2 separate regions of the Mus musculus genome follow, and region 1 is linked to region 2. The links are chromatin loops, found by intact Hi-C in ENCODE. Cell type or tissue: left cerebral cortex. All regions are shown on one strand. Links, peaks and the distances in the headings refer to the core of each region. The heading gives the core; the rest is flanking DNA.

Evidence for each region. A loop is a pair of places that touch in the nucleus more often than their neighbours do. Peaks named below come from ENCODE experiments on the same cell type or tissue, not always from the same donor. Only the 100,000 strongest peaks of a DNase experiment are listed, where the experiment ranks them.
Region 1: it touches region 2 in a loop (5-fold over the local background); 5 of 42 quality-filtered maps call a loop at or near these places.

Annotation. Positions count from the first base shown.
Region 1 is chr8:126,755,313-126,760,691 of GRCm38, reverse strand. It overlaps Gm45805 (a long non-coding RNA gene), which reads left to right and starts at 2,339. Exons shown (of 3, transcript XR_003947622.1): 1 at 2,339-2,591; 2 at 3,439-3,528; 3 at 3,847-5,119. In left cerebral cortex, for the core only: a CTCF peak has its summit at 2,679; DNase peaks (open chromatin) are centred at 787, 2,418, 4,193 and 4,846; H3K27ac peaks cover 1,636 bases.
Region 2 is chr8:126,662,729-126,668,107 of GRCm38, reverse strand. No RefSeq gene overlaps it. Among named protein-coding and RNA genes, the nearest start is that of Gm31603, 64 kb to the left of the region's middle. RefSeq lists an enhancer at 352-2,687. In left cerebral cortex, for the core only: no CTCF peak of the experiment used is centred there; DNase peaks (open chromatin) are centred at 2,104, 2,381, 4,688, 4,968 and 3 more places; H3K4me3 peaks cover 635 bases; H3K27ac peaks cover 3,846 bases.

The sequences.
Region 1 (5,379 bases), core at 99-5,098, 93 kb before region 2:
GAGATCAGGACTCAAGTTCTCAAGCTTGCCCCCTGAGCATTTACATTCTGAGCTGTCTCTCCAGACCCCACCACTGAGCGGCTTTCCCTTGCAATACCTGATACCAGATTCTGGTCCTGTCAGAAGTTCCACAGGGGTGATTTTCTAGCTGCCTGCTGGATGCTAACATTTAGATACCACGGTGACACCAAAACTACTGTGTGTGCATGTTTGTGTGTGTGTGTACGTGCACGCGCGCGTGCGTGACATGCCTGAGAAAGATGTTTTTCTTCCTGGTGACTCTGCCTATTTCCCTGCCTTCTCTTTAATGCTCAGGTCTTTTGAGCACTTTGCATGACATCTGGTTTAACAGATGTGAGCTCTGGGTGACTGTCACTTCTTCCAGAGATTGTCCCTAATGGTGTTTGGTCTTTTCTCCCTTTGCTGTGCACAAATGATCTGAGCAATCTCAGCTAGAAAAGCCCATCAGGTATATTTACATAAACTTGCCTTTAATTTTTCTGCACCGTTGCTTTGTTTACCGCACAGAGGCTGCGTTCTCACTTGCTCCTGAATCTTACCAGCTTCTCAGGCCCTAGATGTAGGACCGTCTACATCATTTGGAAGACCCAGTGAAAGGACAGCCGTGAAACGTCTTGCTCAAAAATTAAAGCCTCAGTTTGCTGACCTCAGAGTCTTGGATTAGGAGTAGCCCTGAATAACTAGCTAGATCACAGCCCATGGGCCCAGCTCTTCCTGTCTCTGTAACTGAGTAGCCTCAGGCAAGCTCTGTGGCTTAGCCTCTATTTGTTTCTTCACTATTTTTAGTTTGGGAAGGGAATGAGGTCACTCTGCAAGCCTGGATGTTCCACTGACTTCTGACTTCTATTGTTGCGATTGAAAAGTCTGTCGTGGAGTGAACTGCCGACCCTTCCCTTCTCCTTCTTCTCTGCTTGCCTGTTTTTATTTTTGTCTTTGGCAGCTTTTTCTTACAGCGTGTCCAGGTTTTCATGTTTTTCTTTGACGTTTCTCTTTCTTCCGTCCCCCCCTCCCCCACTCCCTGTTTTAGAAAAACTCTCCGGCAGTGTCTTTGGAAATAGTGACCCCTCCCCATCCTTTCACGTGCTCCTGTGTTAAGCATACTAAGGTCCCTTCGATCTCAGTGATCTCATTATGCTTCATTCCGGGTCATCATCCAAGATGTCCTGTACCCCCTTATGTGGAGTGAAGGCCCTTCACCTGCATGTATGAAGCTTTTGTTGGTTCATGTTTCACTTCTAGGAGCTATACATAGTCCCTTTAAAAACATTTCAGGTCTTTTGAAATGAGTTTAATTCCTTTCTCATAACTTGTGCATGTGTGTGTGTGTGTGTGTGTGTGTGTGTGGTGTAGGTATAAGATTATGGGGGGTGGGGAGCAGGGCTGTACACACGTGTATGGACTTATAGAGGACAGGGGTCCATGTCAGGTATACTCCTTGATTGCTTTCCACCTGACTTTTTGAGATAGGGCATCTTACTCACTCTGGAGTCCTTAATTTCAGATTAGACAATGAGTTCCAAGGTTGGACCCCTCCCTGATCCCAGCACCGGTGTTACCGTCTACACAAGAGACCCCACCTCACTTTTGTGTGGCTTTGGGATCCAAACTCGAGTTCTCATGCTGTCTGGCCAACCCTTTACTGACTGGGTCCCCTTTGCTCATAATTTTACCCTCCTTACATTCTAATTATTTTTCCCACAATTCCCAACTTCTTTCTGATATCTGGATGCCTTTTATGGATTTTTTTTTTTTGTCTCCGACACTATATTTGGTGACTTGGGGGTGGGGTAGTGTTGAGGGTTGAACCCAGGGCTGTGCACAAGCTGGGAGCTGCTCATCACGTTTTGTAGGCTTGGGCACTATTTCAGAATTGGGTAATATTTCAAAAATGGCTCACCATGCCTTTAGGGCCACATTTATTATTTGGATGCGCTACAACTAGGTGTTTTATAGCCAGAAGTTTCTATTCTCCCCCACCATGACACTTCCACAAACGATCGTTCCTGTCGTCCTGAATGTCTGATCCCACTGGGACTGGGTGTTTTGAGATATCCCTAGCTCCTGAGACGTTTTAGGAAGTCAGCCAGGAGCCCTGTCTGAGCTCATGGCAGGCCTGTAGGGCTGATCAGGAAATGTCACCTCTTTCTGTGTGCAGCTTTTATGTAGATGAAACTTGGGTTTTATTCTGCAAAGAAAACAGCCAATGTACCTTTGCTAAAAATGGCTGGAGCACAGTGGCTAGACAAATTTAGCACAGAATGTGAGATGTTATAAAAGCAAACACTTAGAGGTTTGTGGACACAGAGAGTGTTGCTCAGCAATGACAAGAAAACAGAAGGAGAGGACATTTCACTTCCCTGTCCTGGCCCTCGCTCTGCCTCCAACCACGCCGCAGGCCTCTCTTCTGCACTTGAGTTTCCTGCCCCTTAAATATCGCTTTACCAGGAAAGGAGAACACCTTCACCCAAAGGACCAGCGGAGATGTGAGGACATCTGACTGCAGGCCACACAGCTGAGTTGGCAGGGAAGGCAGCTGGTGGCCACTTCCTGCCTCACCCTGCAGGAAGGAGGTACCCAGGAAAAGGACGTTAGAGCTGTAACCACTATAGATGGTTCCTGTTCCTCTCCAGGGACAGCAGCCTCCTCATGTGGACTACTTCTGTAGGCCAGATGGGGGATATCTAAGCACACAGACAGGATTGAAAGCGGTCCATCTGCAGTGGGTTTTTCTCATCCCTTACTCTTGGGAAAGTGAAGTGAAAGTGTGTGTGTGTGTGTGTGTGTGTGTGTGTGTGTGTGTGAATGTGTATGTGTGTGAGTGTGTGAGAGAGCATGTATGTTTGTGTGTGAGTGTATGTATGTGTATGTGTGTGAGAGAGGGTATGTGTATGTATGTTTGTTGTGAGTGTATGTGTGTGAGTGTATGTGTGTGTGTGAGTGTATGTGTGTGTATGTTTGTGTGTGGGTGCATATGTATTTATGTGTATGTGACTATGTATATGTGTGTGAGTGTGTGTGAGTGTATGTGCATTTGTGTATGAGTGTATATGTGTATGTATGTGTTTCTGTGTGAGTGTATGTGTGTGTGTGAGTGTATGTGTGTGTATGTGTTTGTGTGTGGGTGCATATGTATTTATGTGTATGTGACTATATATATGTGTGTGAGTGTGTGTGAGTGTATGTGCATCTGTGTATGAGTGTATATGTGTATGTATGTGTTTCTGTGTGAGTGTATGTGTGTGTGAATGTGTGTGTGTGTATACACTTACCAATGAGTGTGTGTGTAGAGGTCAGAGGTTCAGACTGAGTATCTGAGCATTTTCTTCTATCACTTTCCACATTATCTTACCGTCATCATCATCGTCATCATCGTCGTCGTCATCGTCGTCATCATCATCGTCATCATCATCATCAAAGACAGCATCTCCCACTGAACTGGGGCTTACCAATTGGCTAGACTGGCTGGCCAATATGCCCTGAGCATCTAGTTCTGCTTCCCCAGAACTGGTGAGGAATAGGGTATTTTTACAGCCCTGATCCTTGCATGCTTTGGACACATTCACCACTTGACTTGGCCCAGGAAAACCTGGTTGACTCTTAGTTTTCAGTTTGGCAATAGTGCAACCTTTTTGGAGTCTGTCTTAGAAGGTTCTACCATGGTTCTGTGATATTAAGCAATTGTGATCATGATAGTAGATGCTGTTCCTTGAGGACCCTCCCCTGCTTCTGTGGTATAGGGCAATAAGATGGAATGAGGGGGTCTCACAGATGGGATTAACTATGGGGACTGTGGAAAGCATGGACTACTTATATTGATACCCACAGGGCCCTGTCTTCCTGAAGTCCTGCGTTTCAAGAAGCCCAAGCTCAAGGAATCTCCTCCAGACATGTGACAGACCTCAGCTGGCAAAAATCCTTCTTCAGGGCTACCCAGCTTCTCACCCACAAAGGTCAACGCATCTGTAGCTTTCAAGTCTCCTGCTGGATGTGACATCTGCCCCGGGTTGGGAGCTAAAATGCCTTGGCTGATTTTTTTCTGGGATAAAGTCAGAAGGAGGGCTCCGACAGTCTTTCTGAGCTTTAAGGTGTAGACTACAGCCTGTGTGGTTTAGCAAACCAGCATTTTACGCTTGGATGTGAGCTCGGGAGCTCTGTGACTTGGGTTCATTCCCGTCTCCTCAGAGTGTAAGCTGCATGAGTACTGTGTGTTCCTTGTTTTATCCCCAGGACCAGGAAGAGAGTCCAGGGCCAAGGGCAAGCATCTGTAAACAGTTGACAGAGGAATTAGCATGCCAATAGCTTTGAACAAATGAATGGAACTAAGTCAGTTTGGGAACTGAACTCAGCCGCTAATGAAGCTACTCATTGCACTTAACCAAGACCCCACTTCCCTGAGACCCCCACTTCCATCTTCTTTTTCCCTGAGCAAATTTAACTTATTGTTTTGTCTCAAAATACCATTACTGAAAACCTTTCCTCTGCAGTCCTTAGTGTGCCTCACGTTGTCTTAAGAATGCATGTAGCACGAGATTGCAACCAGAAGGAGACAATTACTTGATTCCTTACTCCCTGAGTCCCGAGTTCACTGGTTCTCTTCTGCAGGTATTTCTCTACAAACTGACAGAGCTTTGCTGAAGCCCTGCTGCTGGAGGCCTCTGTGTAACACCCTCCTGTGTAGGAATTTGGTCATGGAAAACATATCAACAAAGGCCTCTCTTTAGGCTTACCACATGAGTGCATGGTCTTCATCCTCTAACGGCCCATGCTTGGCACCAACCAGCCAGTTCCTCATTTACCCCAGGGGATCAGGCTCACTTCTGTATTTTGACACTTGCCAGTCATGCTGTCTTTACCAACGCCAGCAAGTGGGAGATGGCATGGTTCTTGCCGAAACTTTGGGGGCCTCCCACGGATGCGGCACCTACCACTAGTACATGTTACTCCTTAGAGAGGGCCTTAGGATACTCAGAAGATCAGCTGATCAGGGATTGATAGAAAGCCCAAAGATGCTTCCTCCCAGAGTAGCCCAAATGTCATCTAATATGCTTGAATTCTCACTCTGAGTATCGCAGGTTTACCCAAATAAATATTTTCATTCTCAGAGTCTGTGCCTGATCAAATTACCCAAAGACTGTGCCTATGGTTGAAAAAAAAAGTTCCCCTGTTCTTCCTCCTTGCTCCTGGCAAGTGCCCTTCTGCTTTCTCCATGAGCTTCGCTCTTCCAGGTCCCTAATGTGTAAGATGATGGCTTTCCACTTCTTCTTGGCCCTTCCTTGATAACAGAGATTTCCAAACACTACAAAGTTTTAGGATGATACAGGGGTCTTGGGTCAGCTAGACAAACAAACATAGACCCCA
Region 2 (5,379 bases), core at 159-5,158:
GGGGTGGCCATGGTACGTGCTGTGCTCATAATACTCCCAGAGGAGCCTATCACCACCTCTTCCCTACCGGACCCCTATTTGGCTGAACACAGCGAACAACCCATTTTGGCTTGGCATGCCTCCTAAGAAGTACAGACTAGGCCTGGAATAAAAGCAGCATGGAACAGGCCCAGGGACTTCTGGGATACTTTCCTGCTTGCCAACTTTTCCCTCCTGACCTTGGGCCATGTCCCTCCTGGCAGCTCTACTTCGCTCCCTGCCAAGATGCAGCTGGAGAGAGACTATGGAGGCCGTTCTCAGTGCCACAGGGCCCCGCCGAGGGTGGCAGCCACTGTGTTTTTACAGAGAGGTTTGCAGGGTTACACCAAACACTTCGACCCCTTCTTAAGTCACCCTTCCTAAGTCACCAGCGGTGGGGCCAGGAGTCAGCCTGGCAGAACTTTCTAGATTCCGAAGAGGCCTTTCTGGGAACTTTGCTAAAACCCCGAGGGTCTGAAAGCCTGGCATCCAGATCTCTACTTCTAAGCAACCTCTGCCTTAGAAACCCACGGCCAACCATGTGCCTGGAGGCTTGCCTCTGGTCGAGACCTGTCATCTCCCAGGAGATGTTCCACTTTCTAAGCAGGTGAAAAATGCTCCTAATTAAAAACATTGCAATGTACTCTTTCTTCAGAGTCCCTCCTGGCTGCCGTTCCATGTGGGAACAAGAACACACTGGCCCTTGCAGGCCCTCGGTCCTGACAAAGGCTACTCAGCTCCGGCGTACCCTGAACTACCAGGGTTGGAGGTCTGATCTCCACTAGGTTGAGTCACAGCACTAAGCACAACCCTCCCAGTGTTGGCAGGGGAAGCCATGGTGCTAAGTTTGCGTTGGTGTCCAGAGGGTACGCAGACCCCTCCTCCTGCCCTCCTGTCTCCTCTTTCATGCTCCATGGGCCTGGCTCCCTGCAGCTTTCTCAGAACCACAGACACAGGGCCAGTGGAAAGCATGACAGTCTTCCCCATTTGGTGTTACGCACTCCACCATGCCTCAGGAAGAGATGGAGAACAGAGAAACAAGGTCTGGAAGTCAGCCCCACTCCCTCCCACAAGGTGCACAGGGAGGCCTGTCTGTCTCTAGTGACAGCAGCAGCAGCAGCCGGCCACCTCTCACAGCGAGGTGTCTTCCCCCTTCCTGCAGGCCCCACTGGGTAGGTTAACTGCCTTTTCTCTCTGCTCCCGGCTGCACATCTGGATAAAGGCGTGCCTCTACTTTGGTGTGTGTGTGTGTGTGTGTGTGTGTGTGTGTGTGTGTGTGTTTAACTTTCCTTCTCACTGCCATAGTAACCGCTGCATGTTTGGCAAAGGGACGGAGGAGGGAAAAAAAGCTAAGCCCTGGGAGGAAAAAGCTCTGAGCACAGGGCTGGCAGCCCGCCAGGGTAGTCACGCTGCCGCTGAGCTGAAATGAGGCCTCTGGCTGGCAGCCAAGTGACAGAGAACAAAGCTGTCAGTTCCTAATGTTGGCGGCAAAGCTTGCTTGGCACCCTTATATGGTTTCCCATAACTCCCTGCCTTGGCCACCGTCCATTCCCTTCAGGGCAGCAAACGGGGATTAGCACTGCTTCAAGTTGTTTTTCTCCCCTTCGCTCCAACTGCTCCGGTGACATCACCCTCTGCATTCAAGTGCCAGCAGGGTGGCTTCTTTCTGTCCCGCCCCTCCACCCCAGTCCTCCATGGCTCTCTCTCCCTTTCCCTCTTCCTCTCTCTCTCTCCCCCTACACACACACACACACACACACACACACACACACACACACACACTTCCTGTAGCCTCCCTCTTCCCTCCCTCCCTTTTTTTCCTTTAAATGTAGTGTTTTAGGTCATTCCTCTTGTCCGGGGCTTTTTTTTTTTTCCTACTAAATTAAAAACACCCAGGCACTTGTGCATTTAGCTGAATCAAGCCAGACGCTGTATTTTATTTTTATAACTGAATTCCTGTGAGATAAAAATCTCATTTTCCTTAGTAGGCTGTAATCAGCCCTTGCAGAGATGTTCCAACTGCCCCATCTCAAAGCTTCCTTAAGCAGCTCCACAGAGAGATGAACTTGGCTCTTTTTCAGGTTTAAAGGGGCCCCAAGGCCGGTCAAAGGCTGTTTGCGACACACTCACACACGCAGACTCATGAATGCTTCCCTTGTCGTGGAAATGTTACCGAGACCGCCGGACACACAGTCAGTACACACTGACTGCTGGACACACAGTAGTACACACCGTGTCCCTCCCCTTTCCAGAAGGAGAATAGGTGAGCGAGTAAAGCAGCTTCCGAAAAGACTGGTTTCAACTAGCAAGTGCCAGGCAGTGTTATGCAACTCACGGCTAGGTTCGTGAAAGAAATGGAGGTTTGCCGACTGCACAAATGGTCCCCCCCCCTTCTCCCCGCCCCGCTCTGATTCATGAACTAGTTTTCTGATTCATGAATCACTCGGGAGCCAGCAGGAGAAAAAATGAATCCTATTGATCTCATTTCAGTTGAAATGGGCTCAGCAGGCCCATTGCTGGCCGAGGATGGCTGGCCAGGGCCAGACATTCACTCCCAGCCTCCTCCTCCGTCTGTAAGCAGGTGCCTCCTATAGCACTATTAAAGAGATAGAACATAATCTTCCGCTACAATGGTCGTCAGTGGAAAGCCACTGTCCTGGTTGTTCCCTTGTTGGGAAATCTGTCAATGTCTATTGTTGGTCTTAATTTATTTCTTTTGAGATGGGAGAGGGGCACGTGGTTTGTAGCCCAGGCTAGCCCGATCCATTTGGCACCTCTTTCGAGCATCATCTTATTTTAATGTCTTTTCTGAATTCCGGTGAAGTTTATTGTTACTCTTGTGCTGGGGATGCTACAGGGCTTTGTGCACTCTCGGAAGCATTCCATCACAGAGCTATAGCCTCGGCAGACTCCTTACTTTTTATTTGGAGATAAAGTCTCATTGGGCTGTCTAGACAGGCTTTCACCTCATTCTGTTTCCCAGGCAGGCTTTGAAAACGTGCAATTCTGCCTCTGCGTAGCTGGGATAACAAGCCTGGAGACTTCTGAAGTAGAAAGTCCTGTTCTGAACCAGTAAACAAATGGCTTTCCACCCCCTCCCTACAGCCTCTTCAGCTAGGAAGGATTCTAGGTAATGCTCTGTCTTATGTAAGGGCAAGTTGGCCATGGCTGACTGTTCAACTCTATGAATGGGGGGGGGGGGGGCTGGGGGAGGATGGCAAGGGAGAGAGACTGAGATTGGATAAAGTCTGTCTTTCCTTCCAAAAAGAAATGAAGGCTTTGTCCTTGGTAGTCCAAGAAGCAGAAATTGAGCCTGAGGCCAAAGGCAGATGGAAAGACGCCCTCCCCACCTCCTTCCTCCATCCGTGAGCTACCACTTGGTGCATGCCTTGTGAAGTACCTCTTCGTCCAGCTGGTAGTATTCTGACCAGCACTTTCTTTGGCTAGTTGGTAGCACCCTGACCAGCACCTTTGTTGGCTAGTCTCCACACCTACCCTTACTCCATCCAGTCTCTGGGAAATTAAGACAGCTGGCTGGGTTAGGCACACTGGTACTCACCTGTGATACTAATCCTTAGGAGACTGAGACAGAAGGCTCGCTGTGGTTTTGACAGCAATGGACTATGTAGTGATGTAGTGAGTTCAAACCCAGCCTGAGGTACATGAGGAGCCCCTGATCCAAAAATAAATACCTATTACACACATACATTAGGTGAAATACCTAACACACATACCCCTCACATCTGCACCTGCACACACACACACACACACACACGAGAGAGAGAGAGAAAGAGAGAGAGAGAGAGAGGTATACACATACACAGACACATATACCTCAAGCAGCTGCAGCTGCACACACACACAGAGGCATATCCACACACACATCTGTACCCACATACACAGGGAGGCATATACATATCTGTACCTGCACACACAGAGAGAGGCACACACACGAGCACACACATACATATATGCTCCCACAAATCTGCACCTGCAGACACACACACACACACACACACACACAGAGAGAGAGAGAAAGATAATAAACAAACAAACAAACAAACAAGACACTTGGCCAGACACAGGCCTTTTAGAAACTGCACAAAAGCTGACATCTGAAAGAGAAAAGGACTGTGGCTTCCAGTAAGGAATTTTGGATCCAAGTGTGGAGAAATCAGCTTCCAGCCCTGGACTTGAGATGCACCTTAGCCCTGAGATGCATTTCACAAGAGTCGAAGCTTGGAGGAGGTCACCTTCCTCCTTTTTATTACACATTGCCCAGAGGAGGCCTGGGAGACAGGGAAGGAAAGCAGGCGAGTATGAATTTCAATCAGCAGTCAGTCCAAGGAGCCTCTTGCCCTCCTGAGGGCCCCGTGAAGGTGCCTTTCATCCCGACTCCTTGGGCTGGCTGAGTGTGATCAGCCACAGCAAAGGCCTGCAGGTCTCCAGGTCTCCGGTTAAAACTGCACCCAGACTTGCTGCTTAGCCTTAGAGCACACCGGGCTTGGCAGCTGGCTCATGTTTTGTATTGTTGTCTTTGATTTCACCCTCCAGGACATCCCCCAACTCCTGTGATCAACCCGAGTCCCTAGAACAGTTTTATGTAACACCCACTCGGCCAGCCCCAGCGTCTCAGAGCCTTGATTCCAGCATCTTCCATAAATCTGGCAACATATCAAAACCTCTGTTTCATAACACACTCAAAATAGGATTTTCTACTAACATGACAAGCCCAGGGCTTCTTGTAGGGGGGGCGGGAGTTTTATGAATCATTAATAGTTAAACAGAGATGTGCCCCACCTGCCTGTCTCTGGAGGATCAGGATAAAGAGGAAGATAGGAAGACTGTGGTCTACAGTCTGCTGGTTAGTGAACAAGGGACCTTCTCCAAGAATTTGCCAAATAATCTCAAACACATTGAGCATCTTACTCATGCTTTAGAAACAGAAAAAGAAAAAAATTACCTTCCTGCTGCCTCCTCCCCATTCATGGGGAGTGCGGTTTCCTTTTATTTATTGCCAGACACTGACAGTTGCAGACTTAACCCCCGACTCTCCTTTGAGGAGAGCAGCTTCCTGTAAGAAACACCTTAGATCTGGGCCCCACCAACTGCATGATTGAACTGCACTTGGGCATAGCGGATGATGGAGAGAGAGCAGAGACAGAAGAGAGGCTGCAGCTACCCTTATAAGCCCTGTACCCGCCACATCCGGCCCTGGTTTAGATTATGACTGGGAAGGGTGTATCCTCCCAAATACCATTTGCAGCCTGTTTAGGAGCCCTTCTTGAAGTTTCTTCCTCCTGGATTCCATTGTATCACACTGTCTCTGCTGGTACAGCTGTGTCTCCCTTCCCTGTCCTG